Linked DNA regions of Homo sapiens: region 1 is linked to region 2. A link is a contact called in ENCODE Hi-C or POLR2A ChIA-PET data. All regions are on one chromosome and are shown on one strand. The core of a region is the stretch at or near the end of the contact, and the rest is flanking DNA. Distances in the headings are between cores, read along the strand shown.

Region 1 (7,043 bases), core at 155-2,654, 150 kb after region 2:
GAATAATGCTACAGTAAACATTCACTTACATGTCCTCATACAAACATGTTTTCATTTATCTTGAGTAGATTTTAAGAGTGTTGTATGTTGTGGCCGGGCGCGGTGGCTCACGCCTGTAATCCCAGCACTTTGGGAGGCCGAGGCGGGTGGATCATGAGGTCAGGAGATCGAGACCATCCTGGCTAACAAGGTGAAACCCCGTCTCTACTAAAAATACAAAAAATTAGCCGGGCGCGGTGGCGGGCGCCTGTAGTCCCAGCTACTCGGGAGGCTGAGGCAGGAGAATGGCGTGAACCCGGGAAGCGGAGCTTGCAATGAACCGAGATTGCGCCACTGCAGTCCGCAGTCCGGCCTGGGCGACAGAGCGAGACTCCGTCTCAAAAAAAAAAAAAAAAAAAAAAAAAAAAAAAAAAAAAAAGAGTGTTGTATGTTGTTTATGTATAAGTTTTAAGTTGTCGTACTATTTTCCAAAGTTGTTACTCACTTTATATGAGTAACAATACAAAAGCTTATAAAAAGCAATATAAAAAGTTTCTAGGTTCTTCACATCCTTGTTAATACTTGATTATTTCCTTTTTTTTTTTTTTTTTAGTTACAGCCTTTCTAGTGGGAACATAATGGTATCTCAATGCAGTTTTGATTTGCTTTTTCCTAATAACTAACACTGCTGAAAAGCTTATTATTTCCACATGTAGATTCTGTACCTTTTTAAAGAGTTTTTTCTGTTTTACTTTTGGTGCTATTGTAATTTTTTTTTTATTTCAAATTTCAATTCTTCATTGCTGGCACATAGAAAGGAAACTGACTTTAGTATTTTAATCTTGTATATTGCAACCTTGCTATAATTACTTATTAGTCATAGAAGAGTTTTTTTTTTAATGTCAATTCTTTGGCATTTTCTACATGGAGAATCATGTCATCTGAGAATAAAGTTAATTGTTTCATACTCTGCAGTTTGTATGGTTTTTTTTTTTTGGTGTATTTTTTTGGAGACGGAGTCTCTTACTGTTACCCAGGCTAGAATGTGGTGGCACAATCTCACCTCACTGCAACCTTCACCTCTCAGGTTCAAATAATTCTCCTGCCTCAGCCTCCCAGGACTAGCGCACACCGCCACACCTGGCTACATTTTTTTTGTATTTTAGTAAAGACAGGGATTCACTGTGTTGCCCAGGCTGGTCTCGAACTCTTGAGCTCAGGCAATCTGCCCGCCTTGGCCTCCCAAAGTGCTAGGATTAAAGGCGTGAGCCACCGCGCCTGGCCAGCAGTTTGTATAGTTTTTATTTGTCTTTGCTTGTTTTATTACACTAGCTAGGACTTCTAGTACAATGTTCAACAGGGATGGTGAGAGGGGATATCCTTTCCTTTTTTCTGACCTTAGGGGGAAAGTACTCAGTCTCTCACTTATAAGTATGATGTTAGCTATAGGAGTCTTTTTTTTTTTTTTTTTTTTTCAGATTTGTAATGAAGTTGAGAAACTTCCTCTTTTTTTCTTTTTTTTGAGACGCAGTCTCGTTCTGTCACCCAGACTGGAGTGCAGTGGCACGATTTCGGCTCACTGCAAACTCTGCCTCCCGGGTTCAAGCGATTCTCCTGCCTCAGCTGGGACTGCAGGCCGCCCACCACCACATCCAGCTAATTTTTGTATTTTTAATAGAGACAGGGTTTTGCCATGTTGGGCAGGCTGGTTTTGAACTCCTGACCTCAGATGCACCCGGCCGAGAAACTTCCTCTTTATTCCTAGTTTGCTGAGACTTTTTATCATGAATGGTGTGAATTTTGTCGAATAGCTTTTCTGCCTCAGTTGATATAATCATATGATTTTTCTTCTTTATTGATATGGGAGATTACATTAATAATTTTCAAAGATTGAACCAGCTTGCATACCTTGAATAAATCCCACTTACTTGTGGTGCACAATTTTTATATATATTTTGTTGGATTTGTTTTACTAACGTACTGTTGAGAATTTTTGCATCTGTGTTCATGAGAGATACTGGTTTCTGGTTTTCCTTTCTCATAATGTCTTTACTTGGCTCTGGATTAGGGTAATGCTGACCTCATAGAATGTGTTACAAAATAGTCCATCTCCTTTCATTTTCTGAAACAAATTTGGGGAGAATTTTAATAATTTCCTTCTCCAACTTTTGGTAGAATTCATCAGTTTACCAATAAAACCCACTAAGCCTATTTTTAAAGTGTTGCTTAATATTTTGGAGTATTACAGCTGTCTGTTACTGATTACTAGTTAAATTCTATTGTTGCGTAAGAAAACATTTTGTATGAGTTCAATTGTTTACATTTGTTAACGTGTATTTTGTGGTATAGAATGTGTTATAGCTTGGTTAATTTTCAATGTGAGCTTGAGAAGAATAGATATTTGCCTTTAGATGGAATATTCTATGAATGCCATTTAAATCAGTTGCTATATAGTGTGCTGTTCAGGTACAACTGTAGCGGTAATCATTTCCTGTGGCTGCTGTAAGAAATTGTCACAAACTTTATAACTTAAAACCTCATACAAAAAAATTGTCTCATAGTTCTGAAAGCTCAGAGCCCAAAATCAATGTACCAGCAACCACCAGAAGCTAATAGGGAAGCGTGGAACAGATTACAGCAGGGACCAACATTACCAATATCCTGATTTTGAACCTAGCCTCAAGAACTGTGAGAGACTAAATCTCGGTTGTTTAAAAACCATACAGTTTGTGCTGCTACGTTGTTAGAGCAACCCCAGAAAATTAAAACGCCTACCATTTTTCACTGTTTTCTATTGACCGTACTTGCTCTTTGCTTTTTTTTCCCTTCCTCTCTTTTTCTGCCCTCTTTTAACTATTTTGTATTATTCAATTGATTATTTTATATTATTCAATTTTCTTTCCTCTCTTAGCTTATTAGTTATATATTACTAATATACATCACAAATATAGCTATATTAGTTATATATAATATACATAACTAATATATATTAGTTATATATTACATATACATAACGAATATATATTAGTTATATATTACATATACATAACTAATATATATTAGTTATATATTATATATACATAACTAGTATACATAACTAATATATATTATATTATATATAGTTATATATAATATATAACTAATATGCCTAAAGGTATATATATAAATATAACTAATATGCCTAATAATATAACTAATATAACTAATAATAATATAACTAATATGCCTAAAGGTATATATATAAATATAAAACAAACATACAAATATATTTGAAATATAAAAATATTTTAAAAATATAAACTTTTTATAAATATATAAAAATATATTTTAAAAATATAAATAACACTATACATATATATATAAAGGCTTAGTGGTTTCCCTGGAGTTTGCAATATGCATTTACAACTAATCTAAGTCTAATTACAAATAACACTATACCCCTTCACATGTAGTGCAGGTACCTTAGAGCAGAGTATCCTCAATCTTGAGTAACGTTGCTGTCATTCATTTCACTTATCCATAAGCTGTAATCGCCCACTACATTGTTGATATTATTACTTTAAGCCATTATCTTATATATTAGTTGAGAATCAGAAAAACAAAATATTTTATTTACCTTTACTTCTTTTTCAGTGCTCTTTCTCTCTTTGTGAAGATCTGAATTTCAGACATATACTCTTCTTCCCCCTGAATAATGTCTTTTAACGTTTATGGCAAAGTATTTCCTTCATTATTGCGGGACAAAATTTCTGAATATAAAATTCTTGAGTCATGGGTGTTATTCTTTCAAAACTTTAATATTTATTCCACATGCTGAACTTTTACTAGTTTTAGTAGTTGTGTGTTTGTGTGTGTATATTCTTTGAGATCATTTACATACTGAATCATGCTGTCTGTAAATAAATATAGTTAATTTTAAAACTGCAACTTTTATTTTAGATACAGGGAGTATATGTGCAGGTTTGTTACATGGGAATATTGGGTGATGCTGAGGTTTGGGATACAGATCCCATCACCCAGGTAATGAGCATATTACCCAATCAGTAGTTTTTCAACTCACACACCCTCCTCCCTCCCCTAGTGTAGTCTGTAGTGTCTATTATTTCCATATTTATGTCCACGTATGCTCAATAGTTAGCTTCCACTTATAAGTGAGAACATGCAGTGCTTGATTTTCAGTTCCCGTGTTAATTTGCTTAGGATTATGGCCTCCAGCTGCATCCATGTTGTTGCAAAGGACATAATTTTATTCTTTTTTTTTCTTTTTTTTTTTGAGATGGAGTCTTGCTCTGTCACCCAGGCTGGAGAGCAGTGGCGCAATCTTGGCTCACTGCAAGCTCTGCTTCCCGGGTTCAGGCCATTCTCCTGCTGCATCCTCCCGAGTAGCTGGGACTACAGGCGCCTGCAACCACGCCCGGCTAATTTTTTGTATTTTTAGTAGAGACGGGGTTTCACCTTGTTAGCCAGGACAGTCTCGATCTCCTGACCTCGTGATCCGCCCACCTCAGCCTCCCAAAGTGCTGGGACTACAGGCATGAGCCACCGCGCCCGGAAATTTTATTTTTTTTATGACTATGTAGTATTCCATGGTGTATATGTACCACATTTTGTTTATCCAGTCTACTATTGATGGATACCTGGGTTGATTCCATGTCTTTGCTACAAGCAAGAAAACAAAGAACCCCATTAAAAATGGGCAAAAGTCATGAACAGACATTTATCCAAAGAAGACATACAGGTGGCCAACAAACATATGAAAAAATGCTCATCATTGCTAATAACCTGAGAAATGCAAATCAAAACCACAACGAGATACCATCTCACAACAGTCAGAATGGCTATTATTATAAAGTCAAAAATTAACAGATGCTAGTGAGGCTACAGAGTAATGGGAACATGTACTCTGTTGGTAGAAATGTAAATTATTTCAGCCATTGTAGAAAGCAGTCTGGAGGTTTCTAAAAGAACTTAAAACAGAGCTACTGTTAGACCCAGCAATCCCCCTGCTGGGTATATACCCAAAGGAAAATAAATCATTCTACCAAACCAAATATAGTTTTACTTCTCTTTCATGCTAGATGTCTTATTTCTTTTTATTTTTACTCTTTTCTTCTTTATCTTTCTTTTTTTTTCTTTATTGCACTTGATAAAACTTCCAATACAATGTTGACCTTAGTGGTGAAACCACACACGCTAGTCTTTTTCTTGATTTTAGGAGGAAGTAATTCAGACTTTCACTATTAATTATGTTATTAGTTGTATACTACTTATACATGTTTCTTATCAGTTTTTAGGATGTTCTCTTTTATTATCAGTTTGTTGAGAGGTTTTATCTGAATGGATGTTGATTTTCTTGTTGAATTTTAGGAGTCATTTATAGATTCTGGATATTAATACCTTATCAGACATATAATTTGTAAATATGCTTTCCCATTCTGTAGATTGCCTTTTCGCTCTCTTCATAGTGTTCTTCATAACTTAAAAGTGATTTTTTTAAAGTTTCATTTTGGTAAAGATCTGTTTATTTATTTTTTTCTCACATTGCCTTTACTTTTTGTATCATAGCCAACAAATCACTACCAAATCCAATGTCATGCAATTTTCCCCTTTTCTTCTAGGAGTTTTATATCTTTAGGTCTTTGATTTATTTTTAGTTATAGTGGTTATATGGTATAAGTTATCTATTTTTAATGTTATTGTAGCCATTGTATTATATTGTGCCCTGTTTCACAAACAGTTTGGTAATAAGGGTGAAGAGGTGGCAGAGAGCTGAGGAATGTGCCATTTTTTGCAAACAGTTTGGTAATAAGGCTGAAGACGTGGCAGACAGCTGAGGAATGGACCATAGAGGACAATATTTGTTTGTCTGTCTAACCTCTATTCCTTTTGATTGTTTCTTTATAATAACTTTTGAGGAACCATCCCTACCCTGCCTCATTCCCTGCAGTTGGTTAAAGTAGACAAAATTAGTAGCATTAGGCATGTATATGTTACTCAGTTCTGGCAAATCATTATATCCAACTCTTATATTTTTACCAACTTTACAGTAATTATTTTAAGATATATACTTGACTCAATTGGAGTCGATGGTTTGCATGCCTTAGAATTTTACTGTCATGAGTAAAAAGAGCCGTTGTCTTTTCTGATGGGTATCATATCAGGGATAATAATTTAAACCAGGAGAGTCAAGCTGATGCCATAATTAATCTGAAAATAAGTCAATATAATAGGTATGAAATATAATTTTTAGAAGAAAAACCAGATTCTGATGGCAAGATTTTAGTTTAAAGATGTAGCTATGAGTAAAATTATACTTGACCCCTTGAATTTGTTTTTTAAAAATTTAAACCAGTTTTAGTTGGTTTTGTCAGATATTACAACAACAAAAAAGCTAATACAGGCAGTGAAACTATTTCTGAGGGTGTGAAGTCAACTGGAGGTCAAGTCTTTGTTGGTATAAAGGGGGTCAGATCAGACAGCGGGAGATCAAATATATTGGTACATACTTGTTCAAAAAAATAAAGGAAATAATGGTTATGGTGAGAAAGAAAAGATAGCTAAAAACAGTTAAAAATGTAAACTAGTCTAGGTTAATAAAATGTTGGAATCCAGGATAAAATTTTATAGTTTCAAAGATGATGACTAAGTGGATATTGACACTATTCGGGACAGTGGGGTGTAAATAGTTGGGAAATAGTAAGTTACATTTAAGACCTACTCAGTTACTTGGTCCTGTGGCTTGTTTCATACTGAAAAATGTATGAGATCACCTACAGTGGAGTTTAGTCAGCATACACAGTGAGTACATGGAGGCCAGACAAACTTTTAGTTGAAATGCTTGCTTGCTTTTGCTCACGGCAACAGTACACTTCTTAAGGACTTTTATTATTAATTTTCATCATTAGATCCCTAAAGCCTGAAAAAATATAGGGCAAACGTATTTCGCTGTTTTGTGTCTGTTGATGTATAAAATAAAAACACAATGAATTAATGAGGTTTTCTCATTAAAAATGTATAAAAATATTAGAGCTCCTCCCTCTTTTTAAAATATATTCCTTCTTGAG
Region 2 (6,979 bases), core at 406-2,905:
TTAGATAAGGAAAATCCATTTCCAGATTAAAGTACATTTAAGAGAAAAACAAATAAATGCAGTGTGGTTATTTATTTATTTATTTTATTGAGACAGAGTCTCACTCTGTCACCCAGGCTGGAGTGCTGTGGCACGATCTCGGCTCACTGCAACCTCCGCCTCCCCGGTTCAAGCGATTCTCCTGCCTCAGCTTCCCGAGTTGCTGGGATTACAGGCGCCCGCCACCACCCCCAGCTAATTTTTGTATTTTCAGTAGAGACGGGCTTTCACCATGTTGGCCAGGCTGGTCTCGAACTCCTGACCTTAGGTGATCCACCCACCTCAGCCTCCCAAAGTGCTGGGATTACAGGCGTGAGCCACCACGCTCGGCCTGCAGTGTAGTTCTTGATTGAATTCTGTTTAAACAAACCAGGTATTGAATTCAATTAATGAATAGTTAGGGAAACTTAAATATGGACTAGGTATTGAGTGATATAAAGGAACTAGTGTTAATTTTATCAGCAATAATTATGGTATTATGGTAGATACACATACATACTCTCAGGCATCCACAGTATGTTAGCAAAATATTGGCACAGAGCATGTACTCTGGAGCCTCAGAAAGCTAGGTTTCACAATTTAATCCTGGTTCCACAATTTACTAGCTATGTGAATCTGGGCAAGCTATTTAAACTACATGATATTTGGGTTCCTATGTTTTTAAAAGAAATTAATATTTCTAATTTTTATAATTATTATTAGGACAAAATGATACACATTGAAAAAAGAATTTTTTTTTTGAGACAGAGTCTTGCACTGTTGCCCAGGATGGAGTGCAGTGGCACAATCTTGGCTCACTGCAACCTCCACCTCCATGGTTCAAGTGATTCTCCTGTCTCAGACTCCCGAGTAGCTGGGATTACAGGTGCCCGCCACTATGCCTGGCTAATTTCTTTGTATTTTTAGTAGAGACGGGTTTCACTATGTTGGCCAGGCTGGTCTTGAACTCCTGACCTTGTGATCCACCTGCCTCAGCCTCCCAAAGTGCTGGGATTATAGGCGTGAGCCACCACGCCCAGCCGAAAAATATTCTTTAATATAGTACCTGAAACATAGTAAGCATGTAACAAGTTTTACTTCTTTATATTAGGTTATATTTTATATCATTAGTATTATCATTAACAACCAGACCATGCAGTGGAAAAGAGAACAGAAATTGCAAGATGGATAAAAATTAACAGGAGCACCCCTGGGCATACACACATACCAGCACACTTAATTCTACATTTTAAGTTAGAGTTATGGACTCTTGTCACATGTCTGAAACAGAAATTTCCTAACACTGCTAACTGTGGTCATACTTAACGCAGCTGTGTAATTGTCCATCTGTTCTGATCTTTTGATGCTTAACTCAGTGGAGCATATACACAAGTACTGGAGATCAGGACCTCAGTTTATAAATGGGAGTTGCTCAGGAAAGAAAATTATAGTGCCCAGCCCATGGTCCCTAAGAAATAGAGCCCTGGCTTTTCACTCACTTTCTCTAAGTCTTGTCCCAATCAAACCCCTTCAAACAGCCAATACTCACCAAATCTTGGGGATCAGGCCAAAGGGAAAGAAGAAAGAGTGTGTTGACAAAATCTACAAGACAGCAGACACACCAACCAAAAAAAAACATGAGTGGAAGGAAAAGGAAGGACGTTAGAGAGGTTGATTCCCTGTCCATTTATTTTCTCTGATCACTCACTGCTCCTTGTGGGGAAAAGGTAGGTAGTTAGGGGATTAGAGACTCTGACATGCCCTCTTCTCACCCTCAAGGGAAGAAGATGAAAAAGATTCTATTAACCTTGTTCATGCCTTTGAGTTAACACTGCCTTAGAGTGCTTTATTTATTTATTTATTTGTAAGCTGATGTGTATGTGGGTGGAAAGCTGTGTGTATGTGCCTATCATATCACCCAGGTTTCAAGTTCATGCCCTCACTTACCAGATAAAGGACTTTGGATGAGTTACTTAATTTCCATTAAAAGGTGGTCATATTAGTACCTGTCTCTCAAGATTTTATAAGGATTGACAAATTAATAGGATACTGCTAGTGAAAATGCTTAACATATCGGCAAACTTATGGTGTAAAGGAATAACCTAGGGCACCTGTTAAGATGAAAATTATATGGCCCACATGAAATAATTCTAATATTATCTTTTAAAAATTCCAGTGGCTTTAGGGGTACAAGTGTTTTTTGATTACATGGGTGAATTGTATAAGGTTGAAGTCTGGGTTTCTAGCGTACCTGTCACCCATATTGCGTAGATTGTACTCAATAGGTGATGTTTCATCCCTCACCCCTCTCCTAGCTTCTCCTCTTCTGGGTCTCCAATGTCCATTATACTACTATGTGTGCCCTTGCATACCTATAGCTTATCTCCCACTTATAATTTTTAAAACATTAAACTTCATTAAACATTTTTATTGGTAAAAACAATATGAGCAAATAAAATATATTCTTATGGAGAAACTGTTAGGTCTACCAGCTGGTACTGTCAGGAATTTCTGCAAGTCCAGATATCAATTTTTACCTAAGAGGCTTTTACCCAACAATTCTGAAAGCCAAGTCAGTTTTTGTCAATGTTTGTCAAACGTTTGCTAAATATTGTTGAATGTGTTAATTAATAAAGATTGCCAGGAGTCCACTCAGTACTCTGAATGTTCTAGAATATCTGGAATAAACCAGAACTAATGAGATTAGTATTGTATTGGCTCCCAACAGAATTTTTACCTTTCGCTGAATAAAAATTGAGGTTGCTTCACCTCTCTATACTAGGATAAGGGACTGAAGAGTCACATGAACTTGTGTATTCTGTAAGAATGTGATTAATTGCATCACTTACTGCCTATTCTTTAAGAGCTTTCTAAAGATATTTCTCCATTCTTCATATAAGAAGTAGTTTTGCTTCTCTAACAATTAACTGTCTGTAACTTATAGCCATCATGAATTATGTAGCTAATCATGTTTAACTCTCACATAGACTGTTAGAAAGCTTACAGCTCAATTTCTGACCCACATATAATAAGAGAACAAAAATTCATAGCAGGTGGAAAGTGTATTTTCGGCCTATTTTTTGTCTTAATTTTTAAAAATCTTTCTACTTTTCTTTTTGCCTTTTCTATTTATACTTTGTAATATGCCACATAACAATGTTTCTGAACAATTGTCCCATAAGATTACAATACCATATTTTAGAGTACCTTGTCTATGTTTAGACATGTTTAGATGCACAAATACCATTATATTATACTTCCCTACAATATTCGGTATAGTAACATGATGTACAGTTTTGTAGCCTAGGAGCTATAGAATATAATAGAGAGCCAAGGCTGTATCACACAGGTTTGTGTAAGTACACTCTATGATATTTGCACAATAATAAAATCATCTAACAACACATTTATGAGACTCTATCCTCATTGTTAAGTGGGACCTGACTATATTTTTATTTATGGTATGCAAAATACATCAAGTAATTTTGGAAACAATGCATGTAGCTATTGTCACATGTTAAGAGATAGACTATAAATTCAAACACAATTCTCCGAGTCCAAAGGACATTCTTTTCTATTAAAACTATATGTTGAGAGCCATTGTAGAAATAAAAATTCAATGACATGTGAAAAGGGTAGTAGCACGGGGATGGGAAAGTAGTCTCAAGGTAAAGAGACCATGAACAACTCTGATATTTTGAGTCAAGTGAAAGCAGTGAGGGTTTGAACTACTGGGGTAGGGGAGGAGGGTGCCTGCACTCAGCCGGGGAATCCAAGAGGTTATTTAGAAAAAAACCACAGGTTTTGAGGACGTATCAGATTTGAAAGGGAAATAAGACATTGATTATCATTGCTGCCTGGCAGACACCTAAAAATAAGTATTACTGACCAAGTGACTGAATGACTCACTATGACCAAGTTATGCATACTGGATTTGAAGAGACAATGAATCATACAGAGGTACATTTTTGGCTTGTGACTACATCTCTATGGAGATACAAACATGAAAAAAATTGAGACCACCAATGCTTCCAATTGGTCAAGTCTTAAACCCACTTCTTAGTCTGTACGTGCTTTACCATTTTACTAGCCATAGGAATTTGCCTTCCTCCTTTTATTCCTTGTGGAAAACTCCACCCACCCACAACTCATTTGGCTTTCTCAAGGTTGAGTTAAACATTGAGTTTTATCATTGCCTTATCCCTTTGCTTAATATAAACACCTGCACTCTTAAATTAATAATTTTATGATTATTTGCCATTTATTTATTTGATAAATGTTGCCTATGTCCCTAGTGTGTGCTAGGTATTATACTTGATGTTGTTTAGAAATTAATAGGAGTGAACAAAGTAAAAACCCAGAACCCTGCAGAGTCATCAAAGAGGTAATTTTCCTGCCTTGCTATGATGTATAAATAAACTACCATGATAAATAAATCTGAAAAACCATTCAGATTTGCCAATCATTACATTGTCTTCATTAAAAGTTTTATAATCACTTTAGAGCAATCATAAGGAATTACAAAAGTTCTTGTTTCTAGAAGTCAAAAAATATTTATTATTTCCTAGACTCAGAACTTACTTTGCTATAACTGAAATGATTGAGTAGACTTCTGCCTCAAATCACAAAGAAAGCAAAACTCAAGTTTTCGTTAATAAATTTTAGTCTGTCCTTTCTCTTGGGTGTCTGAACACAGGTTCAGTCTTTGACCTAACACACACTAGGAACTTGTCCCTACCTCCAAGAGCTCAGGCACCTATCACTGGGACCCCTTGGGAAAGAGCAAAAGGATTCTGTTCTGGATTTGCTTGGTCTTTATTCTGTAGACAATAGAGTTGAGAGCAGGTGGAATGATTACATAAAGGTTGGCAAACATAATATGAAAGGTATGAGGGACATTATGCCCAAAGCAATGGGCAAGAATGGAGAAGAATGCTGGTATATAGAATATGAGGATAACACAGACATGGGAACCACAGGAGCAAAGGGCCTTCTGACGGGCATCTTGGGAGGGGAGGCAAAAGACAGCACAGAGGATGAGGGTGTAGGAGACAGCAATGAGGATCACGTCTGTCATCACCGTCATGATGGGAACACAAAATCCACACCAGATATTGATGGAGATATCAGCACAGGCAAGCTGGGCAACACCTATGTGCTCACAGTATGTGTGAGAAATGATATGTGTCCTGCAGAAGGGTAAACGATTCACAAGGAAAACACATGGGACAAAAACACAGAAACTTCGGAAACATATTCCCACAGCAATTTTGACAATGGTTTTGGGAGTCAGAATAGTAGTGTATCTCAAGGGTGAGCAAATGGCCATATAGCGGTCAAATGCCATGGCCAGCAGTATAGCTGAGTCCAACACAAAGCTATAGTGCAGAAAGAATAATTGGGTGAGACAGCCAGGGAAACTGTTTGGGGACCAAACCAGAAGATGCTAAGTGTTTTGGGGACACATGTGGTGGACAATATGAGATCAGTAATGGCCAGCATGGAAAGGAAAAAGAACATGGGTGCATGAAGACTGTGCTCTACCACAATGAGGTAGAGAAGGATACTATTGGCCACGACAGCCATGAGATAGATTAAGCAGAATGGGATGCTGATCCAGACGTGGTACTGCTCAAGTCCAGGGATACCCAAAAGGATGAACAGGCCTGTACCATGGTCACTCATGTTGTACATGGCCTTTAAGATCAATAGCTTCTGTGTCCTAAAAACAAATTGCTTATAATGAACATGAGGAAATTGTATGGTAATTCTTCCTCCACTGCTTCCTAGGGGCTGGTCCGCCTCTTTCCTATATTCCAAGAAAAAACCTCTCATTGATATTAACAGCAATGTTCATCACTTGAAGAAAGACTCTCAGACCCAATACTTCTGATACTAATCATCCAGTTACTCTAGAATCTTCTTCAAACTGCATAAACTGCTGTTCCCATTTTAATGACTGAGTTCTCCCTGGGTCAATGTAAGTTGCTGCTATATAAATATGAGTATAGAGAAAAGTAGTCTAACTACATGCAGGGATAGAAAGAAACTGAAAAATACTGGGTCACAGTTGGGAAAATGAGATAATTAACAATTACTGACTCCTAGTACATGCCAGTTTCTTGAAAAATATTATCTTATTTAGAAAAACCTTCTGAGATACGTATTTTTATCCACCTCATTTTTTTTTTTTTTTACAGAAACTGAAACTGAGACATAATCTTACCTAACATCTCACCTTTAGTAACTAGCAGAGCCAAGGTCATTAGATTCCACAGCCACTACTCTTTCATGTTGCTGTTACACCAGGTAACTGCTTCAACTCACTGTGAGATGCCAAGAATTCAGAAGAGGCGTGGACGTGTAGCAAAGGATGTAAAGAAACGGATCACTGGAACTGTAATTTGTCCCAACACTGACCCTACCCCAATTTCAACGACTGTTCTGATATCTCAGACACTACATAGAGAGACTTAAGGCTTGTAGACCAGAATGTTCTCTGAGATTGTGATGTTTGATGCCTCCTATATGAATGAAATGAGAAAGGGTATGAGGCTCAATCTCAGTCCACCCTTAGGAATTAATGAGGAAATCTTGTTTAAGAATCAGAGAAAATTGGTTTGTGTGCTTTTTACAAATACAGAGAGGACCTCTAGTGGAAGAAAAATACAATTTATATATTCTAAATCCTAGGTCAAGCTAAAAGCAAATAAACTTTATAACAGAAGCTAATATTTTTTGAAAACCTTTAATATACTACATGAGACCACTTTTGTAATTTTCTTAACAATTCTATGAGACAGGTAATAATATTATCCACATTTTAAGGATGCAGAGAAAAGTGATTTGTCAAAAGTCACACAAGAAGGAAATGGTAGTGCTGGGAATCAGACCCACGAGTCTTTTCCTAGACTCCTCTATATATAACCAAAATTATCTACAGAGTCTGTATGGCAAATAA

Evidence for each region. A loop is a pair of places that touch in the nucleus more often than their neighbours do. ChIA-PET counts read pairs that join two places held with the same protein, here RNA polymerase II (POLR2A). Pooled maps may share reads with other maps.
Region 1: a loop to region 2 is called in a map with no recorded cell type, with 3 times the contacts of the local background. The contact joins the enhancer-like site here to the promoter of OR52H1 in region 2. A Hi-C loop is called at or near these places in 3 of 37 single-sample maps with no recorded cell type and 4 of 50 pooled maps. POLR2A ChIA-PET finds 5 or more read pairs at or near these places in 1 of 52 experiments (CD8-positive, alpha-beta T cell).

The regions. Positions count from the first base shown.
Region 1 is chr11:5,699,152-5,706,194 of GRCh38, forward strand. All of the region lies in intron 4 of TRIM22 (tripartite motif containing 22), which reads left to right. Among named protein-coding and RNA genes, the nearest start is that of TRIM22, 13 kb to the left of the region's middle. Within about 2 kb of position 1,405, at least 2 of the 41 ENCODE cell types and tissues checked have a DNase peak (open chromatin) inside an H3K27ac peak, as active enhancers do.
Region 2 is chr11:5,546,885-5,553,863 of GRCh38, forward strand. OR52H1 (olfactory receptor family 52 subfamily H member 1) reads right to left here and starts at 1,656. Exons shown (of 2, transcript NM_001005289.5): 1 at 1,568-1,656. It also overlaps the pseudogene OR52H2P.